5 separate regions of the Homo sapiens genome follow, and all the other regions are linked to region 1. Evidence: read pairs that join two places in POLR2A ChIA-PET (ENCODE). Cell type or tissue: MCF 10A. All regions are shown on one strand. Region 1 overlaps SEPTIN9 (septin 9). Region 2 overlaps SEPTIN9 (septin 9). Region 3 overlaps SEPTIN9 (septin 9). Region 4 overlaps LOC105371901 (a long non-coding RNA gene). Region 5 overlaps SEPTIN9 (septin 9).

What was found. ChIA-PET counts read pairs that join two places held together with the same protein. Peaks named below come from ENCODE experiments on the same cell type or tissue, not always from the same donor. Only the 100,000 strongest peaks of a DNase experiment are listed, where the experiment ranks them.
Region 2: POLR2A ChIA-PET joins it to region 1 with 20 read pairs; 3 of 35 experiments call an interaction of 5 or more read pairs at or near these places.
Region 3: POLR2A ChIA-PET joins it to region 1 with 10 read pairs; 5 of 35 experiments call an interaction of 5 or more read pairs at or near these places.
Region 4: POLR2A ChIA-PET joins it to region 1 with 19 read pairs; 6 of 35 experiments call an interaction of 5 or more read pairs at or near these places.
Region 5: POLR2A ChIA-PET joins it to region 1 with 10 read pairs; 3 of 35 experiments call an interaction of 5 or more read pairs at or near these places.

The regions. Positions count from the first base shown.
Region 1 is chr17:77,284,860-77,288,859 of GRCh38, reverse strand. The region is part of intron 1 of SEPTIN9 (septin 9); the gene reads right to left. Among named protein-coding and RNA genes, the nearest start is that of SEPTIN9-DT, 5.0 kb to the right of the region's middle. RefSeq lists enhancers at 2,285-2,847, 1,846-3,045, 2,848-3,412. In MCF 10A, no CTCF peak of the experiment used is centred here; DNase peaks (open chromatin) are centred at 989, 1,919, 2,959, 3,549 and 2 weaker places.
Region 2 is chr17:77,470,475-77,474,474 of GRCh38, reverse strand. The region is part of intron 3 of SEPTIN9 (septin 9); the gene reads right to left. Among named protein-coding and RNA genes, the nearest start is that of MIR4316, 75 kb to the right of the region's middle. RefSeq lists enhancers at 1-32, 33-533, 1,219-1,924, 1,919-2,048, 2,409-2,548 and 2 more. In MCF 10A, no CTCF peak of the experiment used is centred here; DNase peaks (open chromatin) are centred at 364, 1,944 and 2,324.
Region 3 is chr17:77,410,700-77,414,699 of GRCh38, reverse strand. All of the region lies in intron 3 of SEPTIN9 (septin 9), which reads right to left. Among named protein-coding and RNA genes, the nearest start is that of MIR4316, 16 kb to the right of the region's middle. In MCF 10A, no CTCF peak of the experiment used is centred here; a DNase peak (open chromatin) is centred at 1,689.
Region 4 is chr17:77,123,458-77,127,457 of GRCh38, reverse strand. LOC105371901 (a long non-coding RNA gene) reads left to right here. Exons shown (of 5, transcript XR_934988.3): 3 at 1,641-1,768; 4 at 2,620-2,778; 5 at 3,403-3,711. It also overlaps a transcript of SEC14L1 not described here. Among named protein-coding and RNA genes, the nearest start is that of SEC14L1, 16 kb to the left of the region's middle. RefSeq lists an enhancer at 2,706-3,479. In MCF 10A, no CTCF peak of the experiment used is centred here; DNase peaks (open chromatin) are centred at 777, 1,857, 2,757 and 3,047.
Region 5 is chr17:77,476,142-77,480,141 of GRCh38, reverse strand. All of the region lies in intron 3 of SEPTIN9 (septin 9), which reads right to left. Among named protein-coding and RNA genes, the nearest start is that of MIR4316, 81 kb to the right of the region's middle. In MCF 10A, no CTCF peak of the experiment used is centred here; a DNase peak (open chromatin) is centred at 2,491.

The DNA.
Region 1 (4,000 bases):
TACCGGTGCCTCCATGGTGTCTACGCCACCGGCTCACCTCCCAGCAATAACCCGACAGCCCGACACCTCTGTAGACCCTGTGGCTACAGAGCTAAAGTTCCCTGTTATTAGTGGGTTTTGCAGACAACCCTCCAAATCCCTCTGGGTTGAGTTAGTCAAGTCCTTAACAAGCTGGAAGATGACAGGGGTTGGATGTAACCCACTTCCAACTGGCTTGGGTTACATGGACATTATTCCTCTTCTGGGATCTGATTTGGGATGGAAACAGGAGCCATAGTTCATGGGAAGGCTGTGAAAGGAAGCCCCGGCCCCAGGGTGCGGATCAGGTTGATCTGCGGAACAAGGCCCCAGGGGCGGCCCACCCGCCTGCTCTGCCCAGCCCTTCCTGGTAACCACACTCACCCGGGGCCCATCTCAAACCTGGCAGGCAATGCTGCTGCTCCCATCTCAGCCGCTGCCCCAACACGCCTCGCCTGGCCAGGACAGGTGCCCAGGCATGGCATTCAGGGACATCCTCGGCTTCCGGGGCCCAACCCCTGGTTCCCAGGTGCAGCGCTGGGAAAAGCAGAGGGCCCCGGCCATGGCGCAGGCCTCGTCACAGGTCATTTAAGCAGCCTGGGAGGAGCCGGAAAGAGAGCAATGCACCCACCTGGACAGAGACTGAAGCCACATCCCCATTGAGAAAAGATGACACTCCTGCCTGGACCCCTTCTCTGAAACCCCAGGCCGGGGTGGGGTAGGAGTCAGCGAGAGAGTCCAGCGCTCCAAAGGGGACTTTCTGGCCCTCCGTGCCCCCTAACCCAGCACTTCTGGGGACCCACACACTCAGGGCAGAGTGGCCATCCAGGGTTCCTCTCACCCAGACACAAAGGCCACTGAAGGCCCCGGGCCAACACCGCTCTGAGGATGACCAGCGACTTGAGTTCCTGCCAGAGACAGCAGGCAGCCTGGGTCTAAGGGCCGCCCAGTGACTTGAAGCTGGGATCATCTTACATTCCCTGCGCCACTCCTGTTTCCTGTCCTGGAGGTTTTCAGGCTGCCAACAGTCATGCTTTGGAGAACCAGGTCAGATTAGGCTGGGAACAAAGCTCAGCTGTCACAGAGCTGCCGAGAGGCCATTGGCAAGCAGTGCCCAGGAGCCGCCCCTCCTCTGCCAGCAACAGCTCAATGTCTCCCTTCACAGGGGCTGCAAATGGGCCCATGCCCAGGGTGGGGTCAGGGAGATAAAGCAGAGAGAAACTGGGCTGGGAGCAGAGAGTGCCATGCTCTACCCTGGAGACCCAAGGCCAGGCCACCCTGCAGAGCTGGTGCCCAGAGCCTCCAGCGTACAGGAGAGGAGGCAAACAGAACCTGACACTCAGCAGCGCCCGGCAGACGCTTCTGGAATGAATGACCAAATCCACATGGAGAGTTGAAATGGGCTAGGAACCTCAGGGAGACGGGCAGCTCACAGCTCAGCAGGGCCGCTCCAGTAGAGCAGGCCAATGCCAGGCCTCCTGGCAAATTTCCCGGGGCCCAGGCACAACTGTCACATCAGGAAAGGGGCAGGGGTGACCAGCCCATCGGCCACGGGGGCACTTCACTGCTCCCACAGAAGCTCGGCACCCACAGGCCTGGGTGACACACGATCCCCATGCCTGGCATCACGATGGCTGCCCACCAAGTCCCTCCACCCACCAGGACTGACTCCCTTTGGTCAGCGATTCCAGATCACCATGACCTGGCAGTTGCCGTCAGGCCTGCCTGGCTAAGGACTCTCCCGGAGACTGAGCCACTTCACACAGCAAAGTGAGCCATGGGGCCACAGCGCTGTGTGCTGTGTACAAGCCCCGAGGGCTTCACCCAGGGATTGGCACCCACTGATCCCCATAAATCCCTGGCAACCGCCTAGAGCTGGGATGTTTCCAAGGTAATAGCTCCAACAAACAGAGGCGCAGGAACCCAGCGCGTCACTTCCCGCCTCACCCCAAAGGTTCACACCCCTAGGGGCCTGGAGCCTCTCTCTGGAGCCCCTCCTACCCTAAAGCCAGCTGGATCTGCCCAGGAACTGCCATCATCACCCCCTGGCCGGGCCTGCACTGATGTGTACTGAACTCCCCTTATCAGGTCCATCTTAGGCAAACTTCAGAGCCCACGCAACACTGCCTGTGGACAAACACTGGGGCGGAAACAGGGGCCACCTCTAGGTCCCAGTCACATGGGGCTGTCAGGGCTGCCTGGGATGGCAGGAGAGTGTCAGAGGAGGGCAGCCCAAGGACCAGGTAGGGGGTGGGAAGTGTCCCCTTCCATGGGTCCTCAAGTGAGATGTCCTCTGCAAACACCCACCTGGGATCTCCAAGCAGAGGGTTGGCTCCCATGTCACCTGGACCTGGATTCCAGACCACTGCCCCTAAGTGGCAATCCTGGGTCCCCCTGTACCTGTCCTGGCTTGAGCTGGTCACACTTGTGGGGGGTGGTTCCAGGAAGAAGGTGGACTGTCGCAAACGCAATGCTCCGCTGCCAGGTGCATTGCCCTCGGCTATCAGAATCCCTCTGGGCAGGCCGGGGAGATCTGACGGGCAAGTGCCTGCGGTCTGGCGTGAGCGGGCAGGGCAGGTGGCCCCTGCCTGGGCATGCCTTTCTACCTTTGCAACAGACTAGGGAGAGGGCTGGCCCCAGGACTTAGGCTCAGCCAGCTGTCTCACAACTGAGGGGCCTCGGCGGAGGACACAAGTCAGACAGAGCCACAGACTAACCGTACGAGGTGGCTTTTTCTCTCCAGTCCAGGTCCCCTGAATGCGCCAGAGCAGACAAGCTTGGACGTGAGGAGGCAAGAGGCAGCGAGAACAGGCGCGGAGACGGGGCTGGGGGAGAAGAGGAAGAAACCCTGTGCTTGTGCCCTTCCCACGCTCGCCTGTCACCGGGTTAGCTGACTGGGGAAGTGTTCTCTGAGGGTGCAATTCCTTGCCCTTCCCGTAAGTCAGCTCCCGGGGCGCTGGGTGAGGGTGCAGCCCTGTCCACCACGGCGAGCCAGCACACTGAATCACGGCAGAAGCTGCTTCCTGTGTGGGTGCAGCCTCCCTCCCTGCCCAGGACTCAGAAGTCACGACAGCATAGAGCTTTTTAATCGTGGCTGGTGCCCCTTCAGGAATCTCCTGAAAGCCACAGAGAAACTCCAGAGTGGCTGGGCACGGTGGCTCATGCCTGTGATCCCAGCACTTTGGGAGGCTGAGGCGGGTGGATCACCTGAGGTCCGGAGTTCGAGACCAGCCTGGCCAGTATGGTAAAACCCCATCTCTACTAAAAAATACAAAAATTAGCTGGGCACGGTGGCACATGCCTGTAATCCCAGCTACTCAGGAGGCTGAGGCATGAGAATTGCTTGAACCTGGGAGGCAGAGGTTGCAGTGAACCGAGATCGTGCCACTGCACTCCAGCCTGGGCAACAGAGCAAGACTCCATCTCAAAAAAATAAAAAATAAAAAAAGAATCTCCAGAGTAATTCCCAGGTGCCAGTAGGGGTGTGACGCAACCTCAGTCCCGCTTCTGTGGCTCATCGGCCTCGGGTAAGTCCTCCTGCCGCTGCCACCCACAGAGAGTTTCCAGGGGAGCCTGGGAATGACGGCAAGTTCCATGTGACCTAGTATGCAAAGGGAGTCCCAAAACTCAGAACCTAGAGAGCCAGGGCGGGTACAGTGCAGCTGGCTCCAGTGCTGAGGGGCTGGGGGAGAGACCCTGCACCATGCTCTGACCACAGTAAGGGAAGATCATGGAGGCTTCTGGAACGTCCTAGCAATGGCGTAACCCCAGCCTTCTCCATCCTCCTGTCAATGACAATCATGATCATGACAGCAGCTAACAGGTTACAGAGCAGGCATTTCTCAGCTTTTTCAAATATGAACTCGTTTAACCTTTACAACAACATAGCACTGTCCCATTTAACAAATGAGGCAGGCTGGGCGTGGTGGCTCATGCCTGTAATCACAGCACTTTGGGAGGCCAAGGCAGGCAGATCACGAGG
Region 2 (4,000 bases), 190 kb before region 1:
AAAGTTGCCAGGGCTCTTCCCAGGGCTTAGAGCCACCCCAGGCCTATCAAAGCACATTAGCATCTTAGTTTCCATAACTTCCCTTGCAAGAAAGATGATGGTACCAGCTACTGGGCCGGGCTGGGGGTCCCAGATTCCAGGGGCCCTCTCAGGCCTGCCTATGGCTCTCCCAGGACACAGATGCTTACTTGAGAAACCCTAGTGCACCAGGGGTCCCACAGCCAAAATAAAGAGGCAGAGCTGCCCTGGGGCCCCTGCCAAAGCTCCCAGGTAGATCTACCCAGCAGACACCAAAATGTCCATCCCTCATCTGAAAACTCCACCTCCAGGAGGCCGCCCCAGGTTGGGCTGACAAAATCCACAGAGACCTCAATGATGACTTCTCACTTCAGGTATGAGTGAGTGGGTGGAGGGAGAAGCTATTGTTAACTATTAACAGTTCAGGAAATGCAGGTAAAGGAAAGAGAATGGTAAGGCGACAGGGCTGGAAACTAGACACACGTGCAGAGGTGAGCAGACCTCAGAGAAAGAACTGCTCTGGAACAAGATGGTAAAGAAACTATAGACAATAATGGTAGACGATGATCCTGGGGTCCTAGTGGACCAGGACCATAACATTGATTCATTTGACAAGTATTTATTGAGTGTCTACTTCACAGTAACAAAAAGATGACACTACAGGCTTGAGAGTAGTCAGAATGAAAACAGTGGTGGCACATGGGAATTTGAAGTTCATTTATTTAAATGTTTATTAGCCGAGACTTCCGGACAGATTTGAAGCAGTCTTTAACATGTAAGGAATTCACAATCTGATACAGTAGTACAGGACATGTGTGTGCCACAAACCTCTGGTGAAAAGTAAAGACTCTCCCTAGAAAAGTATACATTGAAGACAGACAGACAGACACACACGTATTTTGAACGGTTCATCAAAGAATCCCTAGGCCCGTGGATCCCAGTTAAAAAAATAACTTGGCACTCTGGGAGGCCGAGGCGGGAGGATCGTTTGAGCCCAGGAGTTCAAGACCAGCCTGGGCAACGTAGCGAGACCCCATCCCTATAAAATGAAATAAAATAAAATGAGAATTAAAAAAAACAAACAAACTTGGTGTGATGAGAACTTACAGAATTTAATAGGGTTATCTCAGCATTACCTGCAGCACTCTCTAAACTTTTGACCACACACACAAAGTTCTGGGTTCTACAGCTAGAGAAGAGGGAGAGCAGGTTAAAAACAATTATTCAAGGTGGAAGATGAGTCTGAGAAACAAAGAGGTAAGAGGAGAAGACTGAGGCCAGCTGCTCTCCATCCCTGAGCTCCGGCAGGAGGAAGCTCTCAAGTGAGAACAAGTTGCTGTTTGCGGAGTGGACTCCAGAGCGGGTGGACAGAGACGATAAGGAATGTCATCCCTGGGGGGCTCTGAAAACAGGATATTTTCCCATCTCAACTCTGCTTTTCACTGCATTGTGTTCCTACTGACCTACCCAAGCTACTACAAACACTCCATAAATGTCACTGGGGACTTCCTGTTCTCTTCTAAAGATGGAAACACTGAATATAAATGACCAAATTGTGCAAATGTGTGTGGGTGGGGGATCAAGGACTGAATTTTTAAAATGCACACAGCTCATCTAATTTGTTAACTAACTCCAAATCAAATTACACTTCACACTTTGTATGGGACAGGAAGCGTCTCCTCAAAGCCTGGTTAGGACCTGGGATGCCGGAAATCTGAGACTCTGCCTTCCCCTCCTGAGACACTCTGAAACCCTGCTTAGAAATCGAGCACAATGGCTCTGGCCTCCCAGAGAAAGACACGGATTTGCAAAGGCAAAGAGCTGCATTTTTCTCCGAGCTGGAGCTCTTTCCGGTTTCCACTATGGGGCTTAAACAAAACTGCAGCTTTACAGTTCCCCTGTTGGTGTTTTCTCCTTCTTGGTGACTAACAAGGTGGAAGAGCCAACAAGAACCCTGTGTGCTCCTTTGCAGGACCTGGAAGGGACAGGTGGTGTGAGTCTGTCTCCATCCAGCCTCCTCTTTCATTCATTCAGGGGCCGAGGCGCCCCCGAGGCAGGGGGCGGGGGTCCCCACTTTTACTGCCGGCCAAGGTTCCTCCAGCTTTTCCCTCGCCAAACCCTTTCAAGCAAACCTCTCCTCTATTGTGGAGGAAGGAATCTCAAGCAGTTTTGCCTTTCTGCCAGCACGGTTTCAATTGGCCCCAGTCGGTAAAGTCAAATTTGGACAAGGTCCAAGGGCTCCTCACACCACCCGCCGCTTTCTGGAAGAGGCCCTCCTCTGTTCTTTCATTTGCAACCCACCACCTCCCTAGCCTGAGTTTTTTCACCCAGGCTCCGCGGCCTATTGAGACATCAATCTTGGGCCAGAGCAAGCTCTGACCTGCAAACCATCACCATTCACTTCCTAAAGAGCCACTCTCAGAACTTAGGCTGCAGGGAGGGCAGGCCAAGGATGAATCCTCTGACTTCTGGTGCGGTGTGTGGTGGGGGGGGCTATTTTATATTCTGTTTTCTGCTGCCCCCTTGCCTTGTCTCAGGCTCTGAAGTGGATCCACTGCAGAGGGAGGGTCAGGGAATGGCCCTGATGCCTTCCCCACCCCAAGGAACCTTCCAGCAGGAGCGGCCCCTACCTCAAAGCAACCCCAAGATCCAGCCCGTGCCAGCCCTCCAGCCATGTCCACAGTGGCCTGTCAACCAGAGATTCCTTTAGTTCCTGGCAAATCTGCAAACTTACAAAGAGAAAGAAAAGTTCCCCCGTGGGTGGGTGGACACTGGCCATCTGTCACAGGCTGGAATTTCCTCTTATCAGGGATGTCCCCTAAGCAGGGGTTGGGGAGGGCAGGGCCCAGAGCTTCCCTCTCTCCAGCCCCTTCTGCTATCAGCAGACCTGTCAGCAGATACACAGCAGAGCTCAGCAGTGAGGCAACAACAGGGGCTGTGGGGGCTGGGGCTCCGCCTCCCCCAACTTATGAAATCATCTGAAATAACAAAACTTAGACAAGGGTCTCTGGGGTGCAACAGGGTGGCCCCCTGCCAGGTGCTGGGTAGAAAAAAAGCTTTCCCCCAATTCCCTTCTGCTGTGCAGATCAGCTCGGGCCCTGGGGATGCTGCAGAGGCTGCCCCATGCCCAGGCCCTTCAGAGACAGCAGGGGGCTGGAGGCACGGCCTGCTTGGGGGTAGGGGACAGGCAGGGAGGGGCACATTCCTGGGCCATGAGTAGGAGCCTGACTAAATGACCCCTTCAGGAGGGAGAAAGACATCGCACACAACTGTCTGATTATAGCCAGAGGGGCTGGAAAGGTGGGGGAAAGGGGTGAAGGGGCCAACTGTTCCAGGTGCCCCCAATCCATGCAGCACCCACCTGGACTGACAAGAGTTGAGAGACTGGAATTGTTTTCTCTTCCCGTCTCCAGGCCCTGCCCCAGGAGTCCTCCTGCTCAGGAGCCTGGGAGTTGAGGAGGTCTGGAAGCAGTGGGCCCACAGTGCCATCGCCTTGGGAACCCACAGTGCCTTGGATGTGGCTCCCTCGGTCCTAGCTTTGCAGGCAGCCTACCTGGACTGCACCCACCTCCCAGAAGAGCTGCTCAGAATCCTGCATGTCCGAAAGAAAGACCAATCAAAGAAGTGAGGAAGCCAAAGAGAGGCCTATGAAAGCTTATGACGCATTTTCCAAGTGCACACCCCAGCAACTTCAAATGCTTTCTGAAGTAAGGATGGGGATGGATGGTTGGATAAATGGATGGGTGTATGGGTGTGTGAATGGGTGAGTGGGTGGGTGGATGGATGGACAGATGGATGAATGGATGGGTAGGTGGATGAACAGGCAGGTGAATGGATGGGTTGGCGGATGAATGAGCAAATGGATGAATGACTGGATGGATGGGTGGATGAGTAGATAGGTGGATGAGTGAATTGGTGGATGAGTGGATAGATGGATGAGTGGATGAGTAGATGAGTGAATGGGTGGATGAGTGGATGGGTG
Region 3 (4,000 bases), 130 kb before region 1:
AGGCCATGGTGGGAGGATGGCTTGAGCCTGGGAGGTGGAGGTTGCAGTGAGCAGAGATTGAGCCATTGCACCCCAGCCTGGGTGACAGAGTGAGACCCTATCTCAAAAAAAAAAAAAAAAAAAAAAAGAATCCACACAGATAGGAAGGAAATATGGAGGAGGAGGGCAGGATTGATAGCTAAAGGCTACGGGGTTTCTTCTTAAGAAAAAAATTTTCTAAATTTCTCAAATTTTCAATTTTCTAAAATTGGTTGTGGTGACGATGGTTGCACTACTCTCTGAATAGACTGAAAACCATGGAATTATGCACTTTAAATGGGTGGATTGGGCCACGCGGTGACTCATGCCTGTAATCCCAGCACTTTGGGAGGCTGAGGCGGGTGGATCACCTGAGGTCAGGAGTTCGAGACCAGCCTCAACATGGAGAAACCCCGTCTCTACTAAAAATACAAAATTAGCCGGGCGTAGTGGTACATGTCTGTAATCTCAGCTACTCGGGAGGCTGAGGCAGGAGAATTGGTTGAACCCAGGAGGCGGAGGTTGCAGTCAGCCGAGATGGCGCCACTGCACTCCAGCCTAGGCGACAAGAGTGAAACTCCGTCTCAAAAAAATAAATAAATAAATAAATTGGTGGATTGTATAGTAGCTTACTTGGATCTCAATAAAGCTGTTTAAAAAAAAATGAAAAAAAGCCTTCCCTCTCTCCAAAACAAACAAACAAAAAGAAAAAAAGAGAGAGGGGAAAAAAAAAAAAAAAAAGAAAATACTGAGTGTAGCACACGCATGGTAAAGGTAAGAATTCCATCACGGAAATTTGGTTTCATTAATACATCCCATCCCCACCCCCACCCCATATATAGGTGTGTCCTGGTTCGTGGTGTCAATCGCATGTCTTTCTGGAGGCTGCAGTCCAGACTGGTTTTGAAAGCTGCTCTCTGGGCAACTCCAAACTTCTCATAATTCCTGAAGCCCTTGGCCTGCTGGGACCACTCAGCCCCCTAGACCCAGTCCCGTCACTACCTACTCAAGACTGCAGCCTTGGGGAGGGGGGCTCTCTCCTAAGGGTGCAGGGGTCCTGTGGCTTCATCCCCTCTCAGAATACACATCACCCTGCACTGCACACATGTGCCTCAACATGGAGCATCCCAGGACGCTGGCCACAGTCAGTCATGTTTGCACACCGACTGATCGATCGTGCTCTGCTGATCAATCATGTCAATCACCGCGCTGCACACTGTCCTCACTAAGCGAGCTAAAGCAACCCCCTCGGAATAAGCTGACGGATTTTAAATAAGCTAAAAGACACTTTTCTAGGAAAAAAATAGTAATGAATTTTAAGAAGAAAGAAAAACTCCCAAACTCACAGACCCATGGAAAAAGTTTAAGTTTTTAAAGTGCTAGACTCCCCCAAAAGTATCAGGCTCAGATGGTTTCACGAGTGAATTCTTGAAAAGTTTTAACAGAGAGATTATTATGTTGCTGCTTAAAATGTTCCAGAAGGCAGAGGGTAAAAGAAATGCATCCAAATTGTTTTTGCTAAGCCAGCACAATGCAGACACCAAAACTGATAAAAATAGCACACACACACACACACACACACACACACACACACGCCCCACCCGCTCCAGACCAAGCTCGCTGCTGTGTATCCAAGCAATACCATCTACCCCTACCTCGCTGCTGAAACCAAAATACATTCCAATGGATTCATGATTTCAACATGTAAAAATGAAACCACAGAAGTACTAGAAGAAAACGTGGGTGAAATTCTTTCCTATAATTTCAGAACGCAGGAGACCTCTAAACAGGATGTGAATTCCAAAAGCTAAAAGGGAAAGCAGAGACTTGACAATATCAGGATTAAAATGTTCTGTGTAGAAGAACATCCCAGAAACAAAATCAAAAGTAGGCAGCTGGGGACAAGATACTCGTACCTGCTGTGATAAAGATGTACAAATAACTCTTTTTTTTTTTTAGACAGGATCTCACTCTGTCACCCAGGCTGGAGTGCAGTGGTATGACCACAGCTCACAGCAGCCTCAAACTCCCAGACTCAAATGATCCTCCCACATCAGCCTCCCGAGTAGCCGGGACTACAGGCGCACCACCTCACCCAGCTAATTTTTGCAGAGATGCGGTTTTGCCATGTTGCCTAGGCTGGTCTCGAACTCCTAAGCTCAAGCAATCCGCCCACTTCAGCCTCCCAAAGTGCTGGGATTATAGGTGTTAGCCATCACGCCTGGCTTACAAAGAACTCTTTTTAAAAAATTTCAACAAGAAAAGGATACACCTTCCAAATGAAAAGAGAACACAGGGCCCTGGCCTATAACATACGAAGAGATAATCCCTCTCGCTTGACCGAGATGCACAAAATAAAACACCAATTGGAGAGCATTTGGCCCTCAGCCAGGGGTAAGGGGCATAGGACCTCCCTGCTGGACCATCACTGCACAGGGCCCAGCAGACAGCTGAGCAGGTCGACGAGGGGAGGGGTCCTAAAAAATTCTAGTAACCACTTTAGAGGCCAATTCAGGAACAAGGATCAATTTTTTTTTTTTTTTTTTTTTTTTGATAGGGAGTCTCGCTCTGTCACCCAGGCTGGAGTGCAATGGCACGATCTTGGCTCACTGCAACCTCTGCCTGCTGGGTTCAAGCAAGTCTCCTGCCTTAGCCTCCTGAGTAACTGGGACTACAGGCACAAGCCACCATGCCCAGCTAATTTTTGTATTTTTAGTAGAGATGGGGTTTCACCATGTTGGCCAGGCTGGTCTTGAACTCCTGACCTCAAGTGATCAGCCCGCCTTGGCCTCCCAAAGTGCTGGGATTACAGGTGTGAGCCACTGTGCCCAGCAGATCAAAACTTAAATGCACACATCCTTGACACAGAAATTCACTAAGAGCTCATCCTTCAGTCATGTGTGCACATGTACAAGTGCGAGAACATCTGTTGCAGCCTCTCAATCACAGTGGGAAGCTGGACAAGCCTGGCAGGGCCATGGGACAGCTGATGACACAACCATTAAAAGGAACGTGCTACTTTGGGAGGCCGAGGTGGGCGGATCTCAAGGTCAGGAGTTCAAGAGCAGCCTGGCCAACATGGTGAAACCCCGTCTCTACTAAAAATACAAAAATTAGCCAGGTGTGGTGGCAAGCACCTGTGATTTCAGCTACTTGGGAGGCTGAGGCAGGAGAATCGCTTGAAAGCGGAAGGCGAAAGGTGGAGGTTACAGTGAGCCACAGTGAGCTGAGATCGCACCACTGCACTCCAGCCTGGGCCACGCTCTGTCAAAAAAAAAAAAAAAGAAAAAGAAAAAGGAACGTGCTACATCTACAAGTGGCAACAGTGTTGTTAAATGGAAAAAATAAAAGCTGGTAGCAGAAGTCTGATTTCCTTTGTGTTCTTGAAAAGTCTATATTTACACATTGACTTTTTTTACACAAGCCCTGAATGACTCTGCAGGAATAAAATTCAGGAGAATGCCACACCCAGCTGTCAACATGGCCACCCCTTGGGAGAGAGTTGGGGAATGGGAGAGAAAAACTTCTTTCCAAATTTCATGTGATCTTCATTTTCTATCTAAGAATGACTGGGCATCGCTTTTTTTTTTTTTTCCCAGATGGGAGTCTTGTTCTGTTGCCCAGGCTGGACTGCACTGGCACAATCTCAGCTCACTGCAACCTCCGCCTCCTGGGTTCAAGTGATTCTCCTGCCTCAGCCTCCCAAGCAGCTGGGACTACAGGTGCCCGCCACCACGCCCCGTCGTGCATTGCTTTTTAGGATGAAGAAAGGGAAAGGTCACAGGGAGAATGGGAGCCAGAACACAGAGCAGGGCTTCTAAACACCAGCTTGCGGGTGAGAGAGACACGGGGCGACACCACCGGCCTGGAACCTAGGGATGGCATGAGGTGCTGCCCAGGGGCTTCAGACAAGGCCTGCTTGCTGATTAAGTAAGGGTTGTGTTGGCTTTTGTTTATGTGCTTGTTTAACACGAATCCCCCA
Region 4 (4,000 bases), 160 kb after region 1:
GAATTGCTTGAACCCAAGGGGCCGAGGTTGCAGTGAGCTGAGATCGCGCCACTGCACTCCAGCCTGGGTGACAGGGCGAGACTCCATCTCAAAAAAAGAAAAGAAAAGAAAACAGACCCCTTGAAACCATAAAAAGGAATGAGTTCATGTCCTTTGCAGGGACATGGATGAAGCTGGAAGCCATCATCCTCAGAAAACTAACCCAGGAACAGAAAACCATACACCGCATGTTCTCACTCATAAGTGGGAGTTGAACAATGAGAACACATGGACACAGAGAGGGGACCATCACACACTGGGGTCTGTTGGTTGGGGGTGAGGGGTGAGGGGAGGGAACTTAAGAGGACGTGTCAGTAGGTGCAGCAAACCACTATGGCACGTGTACCCCTATATAACAAACCTGCACATTCTGCACATGTATCCCTTTTTTTTAAAAGAAGAAATAAAGAGAAAAAGAAAAAAAATAAATAAAAATTAAAAAAAAGAGAGAGAGAAAAAAAAGAAATCCCTGTTGGAGGGAAGGGAGGCGCCCCTGCTCACTCTCCCGGCAGTGGTATCAGCCTCGTCAAGCCCAGAGCAGTGAAAAAGGTGCCTGCACCCCACAGAGTCAGCCTCCTGGACCCCGAGGGTGCCCACTCCTGCCTGACCCACCCATCACCATTGCCCACAAAGCAAATAATGCCAAGGGAAGGGCAAGGCTGGCTTGCTCATCACGTTGTAGACTCTGGGCTTTGAGAAAGCCAGAGAACAAAGGATGTTGCTGTCCTTGGCAGGGCTGGCCTTGTTCCAAGGTTCCCGTGCACCTGGAGAAGAGCTTGACCTGGCTCACATGGCACACTCGGGCACACAGAGGGCTTCTCTGGGAACCAGCCTCTTAGCAATTCCAGGAGCATGCAAGGAACCGCTATGATTCTGGCAACCTGAGTTTATTATTCCATATCAGGGAGACCGAGGCACAAAGAGTTCTGCGTGTTTAACCCCTACCGATCATTCAGAACTTAGGAGCCAGTTCATGGTTCCTGCCTCCCCATGTGATGCCTAAATTCAGCACCCTATTGAATTCAGTTACAGTTTCCTTGAAGAACGAACACAGTTCCCTCTATTTTCTACCAGTTGTATCAGGCCCAGGCCCTGTGCTAGGCACTTCACAAGCATCACGATGATCTTCATCACAGCCCATTTCGCAGATGGGGACACCAAGATACAGAGAGGATAAGTGACTTTCAGAGCAGAGAATCCAAACCCAACAGTCTGACTCCAGTGTTCACAGAGCTCTTCCTATCGCACTCCCATTCCTTCTTTTTTTTGAGACGGAGTCTCGCTCTGTCACCCAGGATGGAGTGCAGTGGTGCGATCTCAGCTCACTGCAACCTTTACCTCCTGGGTTCCAGCGATTCTCCTGCCTCAGCCTTCCAAGTAGCTGGGATTACAGGCATGCGCCACCATACACAGCTAATTTTTATATTTTTGTAGAGATGGGGTTTTGCCATGTTGGCCAGGATGGTCTCAAACTCCTGACCTCTGGTGATTTGCCTGCCTGGGCCTCCCAAAGTGTTGGGATTACAGGTGTGAGCCACCCCGCCCGGCCCCATTCCTTCTGTTGAACTCACAGTTCTTTGGCTTTTTGTTCTTCCTTCCAGGTCACCAGTTTCAAGATTTGTACATCCTGGTGTCACGGTGAAAAGCCTATTGGTGGCAAGCACATAAGGCACGTGGGATGGCCAGGGGCCTCCAGCACAGGAAGGCCCCGAGTGAAAGCCTAGCAGAGGTAGGTGCCTGTGTGTCCTGGGACATCCTACTGAGCAGGCAAACCACGGACACATTCAGCTCCAAAATATTTCCATATGGTCCCGGTATAGCAGTTGAATTGGTTTGACTCATGCATTCTTTAAATAGCAAGTACAAATAACCTGGATGATTCTTAATGTTCCATTTATTCCTCTATCCGTTTATTGTTCTGTGATTTATAGCATAGCTCCTGAGTGTCATGTGCATGACATAATAGGGGAAAGGAAAAAAAAAAAAACCTGCAACTTCAGAATCTAAGGACTAAGCTAAAATTTTAGAATGCTGAGTGAATCAAAAGGTGTGCATCATTGGTGAAAATAATAAGAAGAGTTTTTTTTTCTTTTTCTTTTCTTTCTTTAAATCCACTTATTCTGTCCGGGCAAGGTGGCTCATGCCTGTAATCCCAGCACTTTGGGAGGCCGAGGCGGGCAGATCATTTGAGGTCAGGAGTTCGAGACCGGCCTGGCCAACATGGCAAAACCCAGTCTCTACTAAAAATAGAAAAATTAGCCGGGCGGGCGCCTGTAGTCCCAGCTGCTTGGGAGGCTGAGGCAGGAGAATCGCTTGAACCCGGGAGGCAGAGGTTGCAGTGAGCCAAGATTGTGCCACTGCACTCCAGCCTGAGCAACAAAGCGAGACTCTACCTCAAAAAATATATAATAATAATAAAAATAATAATAATAATAATAATAATAGTAAATCCACTTATTCTTATGTTCTAGCAGCCAAGGCTGCTAGGGCAATTTGGATCTCAATATAAGATAAAGCTTATTCTCTGATGGAAGACATCAGATCCCCCACCTTAATTTCTGTGTCACTTGCTTTAAACAGTTAAGCGACTGTACGACATGCTGAAAGGGATCAGTGATTTCTCCTGCAGCCAGTTCCAACCTGCTGAAAGGAACACTGAGAAAATATATGGACTCAGTAAACCTGAGCTGCCTCCAATGGCCTCACTCACTCCAACCCTCAACTTTGCAATGCTGGAATGTGAGTCACCTTTAAGATCATTTCATTTATCTTGGCCAAGCCTTTAAATATTTAGGTCTACATCAAATAATGTCTGATAAAAGCTTAGCGCTTTTCACAGCAAAGAACAAAACGTAATTTTGAACCACCACAGCTGAAAAAAGGGATGTTATTAGCCAAGACAGGGGCCCCAGTTCAGCAGCCTACCTCCCGTGACCCAGTGATACACAGCTAAGGAAGTGTGGGGCTTGTGGGACCTGTTTGGTTCCTGACGTTCCCAGAGAACAATATCCTGAAGCAGAAACAAGACGTGGTTTCCGGTTTTTGTTTTTGTTTTGAGACGGAATCTTGCTTTGTCACCCTGGCTGGAATGCAGTGGCATGATCACAGCTCACTGCAGACGCGACCTCCTGGGCGCAAATGATCCTCCCCCCTCAGCCCCCCAAGTAGCTGAGACTATAGGCGCACGCCACCACGCCTGGCTACTTTTCATATTTTTTGTAGAGACAGTGTCTTGCCATGTTGCCAAGGCTGGTCTCGAACTCCTGGGCTCAAGTGATCCACCTGCCTTGGCCTCCCAAAGTGTTAGGATAATAGGTGTGAGCCACCACCCCTGGCCAAGACATGGTTTTTATTTGTGTGCAGGCTGAGATTATCGTCCACAAGGAGCAGAAGCTTTCATAGAGGAACCCATCGACGTGGCTCCTGCCAAAGTCCTCAACAGGGCTTCGAAACACAGCAAGCATAATTTTTTAAATGTTTTTATATCAATGAAAATTTTAAAATTATAAAATAATCTGCCATAGAGGACACACAGACCGTCTACATGGCATCCGTTTCGCTACATCTTCCTTCCCAAGGCCCCAACTTTGTCCAGGTGTCCACCCCACTCCACAAGCCGGGGAAGCTGGCCCCTGCCTGGCCAGCAGGTGGACCTGATTCTAACACATCCCCCCTGCCAGGGACTGACTTAAGAGTGGGCCTGGGTGGCTGGGTGTGGTGGCTCTCGCCTGTAATCCCAACACTTTGGGAGGCCAAGGTGGGCAGATCGCTTGAGCCCAGGAGTTCGAGACCTGGGCAACATGGTGAGACCTCTGTCTCTACAAAAAAAAAACAAAGAAAATAGCCAGATTTGGTGATGTGTGCCTGTGGTCCCAGCTACGTAGGAGGCTGAGGTGGGAGAATCGCTTGAACCCAGAAGGCGGAGGTTGCAGCGAGCCAAGATCTCGCCACCGCACTCCAG
Region 5 (4,000 bases), 190 kb before region 1:
GCTGAGAGCAATACCCACAGGCGGACCTGGAGGCCAGGGCTCCTCTCTCTGTGCCCCCACGTGGCCCCCACCCAGGCCACGCAGCCTGGAAGCCTTCAGGGCTTTGCTCCTGCTCCTGCTCCCCCTTCAGAAATACTCTCCCCTGGGCTTCCAGGACCTTTAAATAAACAAAGACACAGCCCTGCATCTGGCCATGGACCATGTGGCTTTGGGGCCGCTTCCTGAAGCCAGACATGGGGCCTTGCCTTGCGGGGCAGCAGTTCAGTCCCCACCCACGTGACCGAAAATCGCTTCCATCTGCCTGTGGGTCTGAGAGCCATTTTGCCTGGGACTGGGACCAGCCCCTACCCGCCCCCACCTCCCCCCAGCATCCCTCAACCCTCCCCAGCAGGACCTGGGGGGAGGCGCTGCCCCCTGAACTCTCCTTTCTCGCCCCCAACGCCCCTGGAGCCCAGAGCGAGGGAGGGGCCGGCTCAGCTGCAGCTGGGTCCCTCCACAGGCACCAGCACTCACTGCAGAAACTCAAATCAAACCAAACATCCTGCCCACCAGGGGCCCCGCTTGAGAAATAATAATACAACGCAGCCGAGCCCCATCTTTGCCATTGACGTAGGGCAGTGGCTTGCCTTCTGCACAGGTGAGAGCCATTCCTGCAACCCCTCCCTCGAGAGGCGGCCTTGCAGGCCCCGGCTGGCCCGCAGGCAGGCACGCACGCAGAGAGCAATGCAAGAGCCCGCCTCGCTCTCCTACCTGGCCAGGTGAGCTTTGGGGTCTGCCTTCAGGACTCCCAAGTGGGAAAAGCAGAGACCCCCATACCCAGAGACACTTTCATCCTGGCCCCAGGACACCATGGTGCTCAGACAGCTGGAAACAATGGTAAAGATCACCCACTCCATTGTCTGTGACCACGACACCGTCCGAGGCCTGCGCTGCTCAGCGTGGTAGCCACTGGCCACGTGACTTTTCCTTTTAATTGTCATAACGTTTGCCACGGTCACTATTTTGAAGTGTGCAGTCCAGTGGTGTTAAGTACATTCGCATTGTTGTGTAACAAATCTCCAGAACTTTTTCATCTTGTAAAACAAACTGTCCTCATTAAACAACTCCCCAGCCCCATCCCCCAAGCCTCTGGCAACCTCCATTCTGCTGTTTTTCTGAATCTGACTACTCTACGGACCTGGTATAAGTGGAATCCTACAGGATTGTCCTTTTGTGACCAAATTATTTCACTTAGCGTAATACCCGAAAGGTTCACCCTTGCTGTTGCAGGTATCCTAACTTCCTCTTTACGGCTGAGTCAAATTCCTTGTATGTTCCACCCTTTTTTTTTTTTTTTTTAGACAGAGTTTTGCTCTTGTTGCCCAGGCTGGAGTGCAATGGCGCGATCTCGGCTCACCGAAACCTCTGCCTCCCCAGGTTCAAGCAATTCTCCTGCCTCAGCCTCTCAAGTAGCTGGGATTACAGGCACCCGCCACCATGCCCGGCTAATTTTGTTTTAGTAGAGACGGGGTTTCTCCATGCTGGTCAGGCTGGTCTTGAACTTGTGACCTCAGATGATCCACCCGCCTCGGCCTCCCAAAGTGCTGAGATTACAGGCGTGAGCCACCACGCCCGGCCTGTCCCGCCTTTGATTTCTCCATTCATTTGACCGCGGGCATTCGGGTTGTTTCTACCCGCTGGCTACTGTGAACAGAGCCGCTATGAATGTGGGTGTACAAATATCTCTAGCTCTTTAAGATGCTGTGCATTCTTTTGAATCCACACCCAGAAGTGGAATTATGGGATGCTACGGTGGTTCTAGTTTTCGTTTTTTGAGGAATTGCCACAGTGTGTTCACAAGTGACTTCTGAGCACTTGACACTGAGCTAGTCCAACTGAGGAACGGAATTTCTATTTTTATTTAAATTTAAATAGCCACATTTCATAAATGGCAACTATACTGGATGGTACAGAATTCCAGTCCAACCTACTCTTTACTAATGGGGAAACTGAGGTCCATAGAGTGATTTTTTTTCCTGAAATGCCACTGTAAGTGGCCAGGCCAGCACAAGACCCTCACTGAATTTGGCAACCCTGAAATTTCACACTCCTGCTTGTATGATATGCGGTTAACACCTGTGACCCCCCCCAAAGACCGTGGGCTCCAGCAAGACGGCAGCTGCCCCGTTGAGATCCCCATCGCACCTCCAGGCCTCGCCCTGCTACGAACACGGTTGTGCAAGGATCTGTCTGGGTCCCTGCTTTCCATTCTTTCGGGTATCCAGACTAATTATCAGCAGTACCCACGTCGACTCTCAGAAAGGTTCTGATTTGGACAGTAACTGACACGTCACCCCACAGTCAAAGCAAAATGCAGAGCTTCCCTCCCGGCTCCGCAGCTGGGAGTCAGAGGCCTCAGGCTCTGGTTTCTGGCTCAAAGTGACTTTTTGCAAGTCTCTCCAGCCTGGCAAACAGGCCATGCACCTCCTGACCTCCCTCCCAGCTCCTGCTCTGCGAGCTCCTGGGTGCCCGAGGCTGTGGCTTACTCAGTGATATCCCCAGCTCCTAGTGCAGCCCGTGAGTAGCACAACACACCCGGCTCCAGAAATAACTAACACATCCGCCAACAGATGCGTGGAGAAACCCAACGTGCTGAGTCAACACAGCGGACTATTTCTCAGCCATAAAAAGGCACGAGCGTGCGCCAACACAGATGAACTCTGAAAACATTCCAACTGCAAGAAACCAAGCACAAAAAGTCACATCTTTTAGGGTTCTAGTCATATGTTCAGAATAAGTACATCTGTAGGGACAAAGCGCAGATTGGTGATTTCCAGGGGCTGGGGGAGGGGGAGTGACTGTGTACCGAGGATGGCGTTTCCTTTTGGGGTGAGGAAAACGTTCTGGAATTAGAGGTGATGCTTATAGAAGGTTGTGAAAAAATGCCACTCAACTGTGCTTTCTGAATCGGCGGATGGTGTAATATGGAAATTATATCCCCATGAGGACGGGAGAGGAAGGGAAAGAAGGGAAGGAGGGAGGGGGAAGGAAACAGGGAAGGAAGGAAAAAAGGGAGGGGAGGAGGGAGGGACGGAAGAAGGGAAAGAAGGCAGTCATTTCTAGTGGAGCTGGATTGAAGAGTCCAATGGGTGCAGCAAACCACTATGGCACTTGTATTCCTATGTAACAAACCTGCACGTTCTGCACATGTATCCCAGAATGTAAAGTAAAATAAAATAAAGAGTCCAGTGTTTTCCACAAGTGCCCAGGAGCCAGCTTTACAGCTCAGAGGACAGCTGAGGCCCAGAGGCCAACACTTAGGCCTGAGGTTCTCAAGTTGGTGTCGCCAGACCATGCCCCAGACAAACTCCCCCATCTTCTTGCAGCAAGGGTGTTTCTAGGGTGGCAGCCAGGCGGAGGTGTCAGGTGGCGGGAGACCTTGACAGTTTCTCTGCAGGTTCCCATTCTGAACCCAGGCCTTATGCCAGGGCCCCTCTGCCATTCACTGGCGCTGGTGGCAGTAGGTCACCGGTCCCGTGATGGGGACTGCCCCCAAATCTGCTCATCCTGGGGACCAGCTCCCTCCTCCCCGCAGGCGTCCACTGGGCCATCTTTTCTCCAGAGTTGCAGGTGGGTCTAAGGCAGGGATGAAAGGGCTGTAATCCACGCAGCCCTGAGCCAGCACCCTCTGGGAACATCTGCACTTAGTGACAAATTCTTACCCCAACCCCAGGACCTGCCGAGGATGAGGGAATCAGATTGCTGTCTGTGGCTGGGACGGGGGCTGTAGGATATCTGGCTGGGAGGCAGTGCCCAGAGAGGAGGCAGCTATTGGACATGACACACTTTAGGGGCACTCACACTCATCACAGCCCCAGGGCTGACCCTGGCCCACCTGGCCTGGTGCCGAGAGAGGGCTTGACACAGCAGGCTTGCAAAGCCTGACTTGGAAACCAAGACCCAGGGGCCGCCCTTCTCTGCCTACCCCTCCCTGTGTGTCATGCTGCCTGGTCTACGTCCC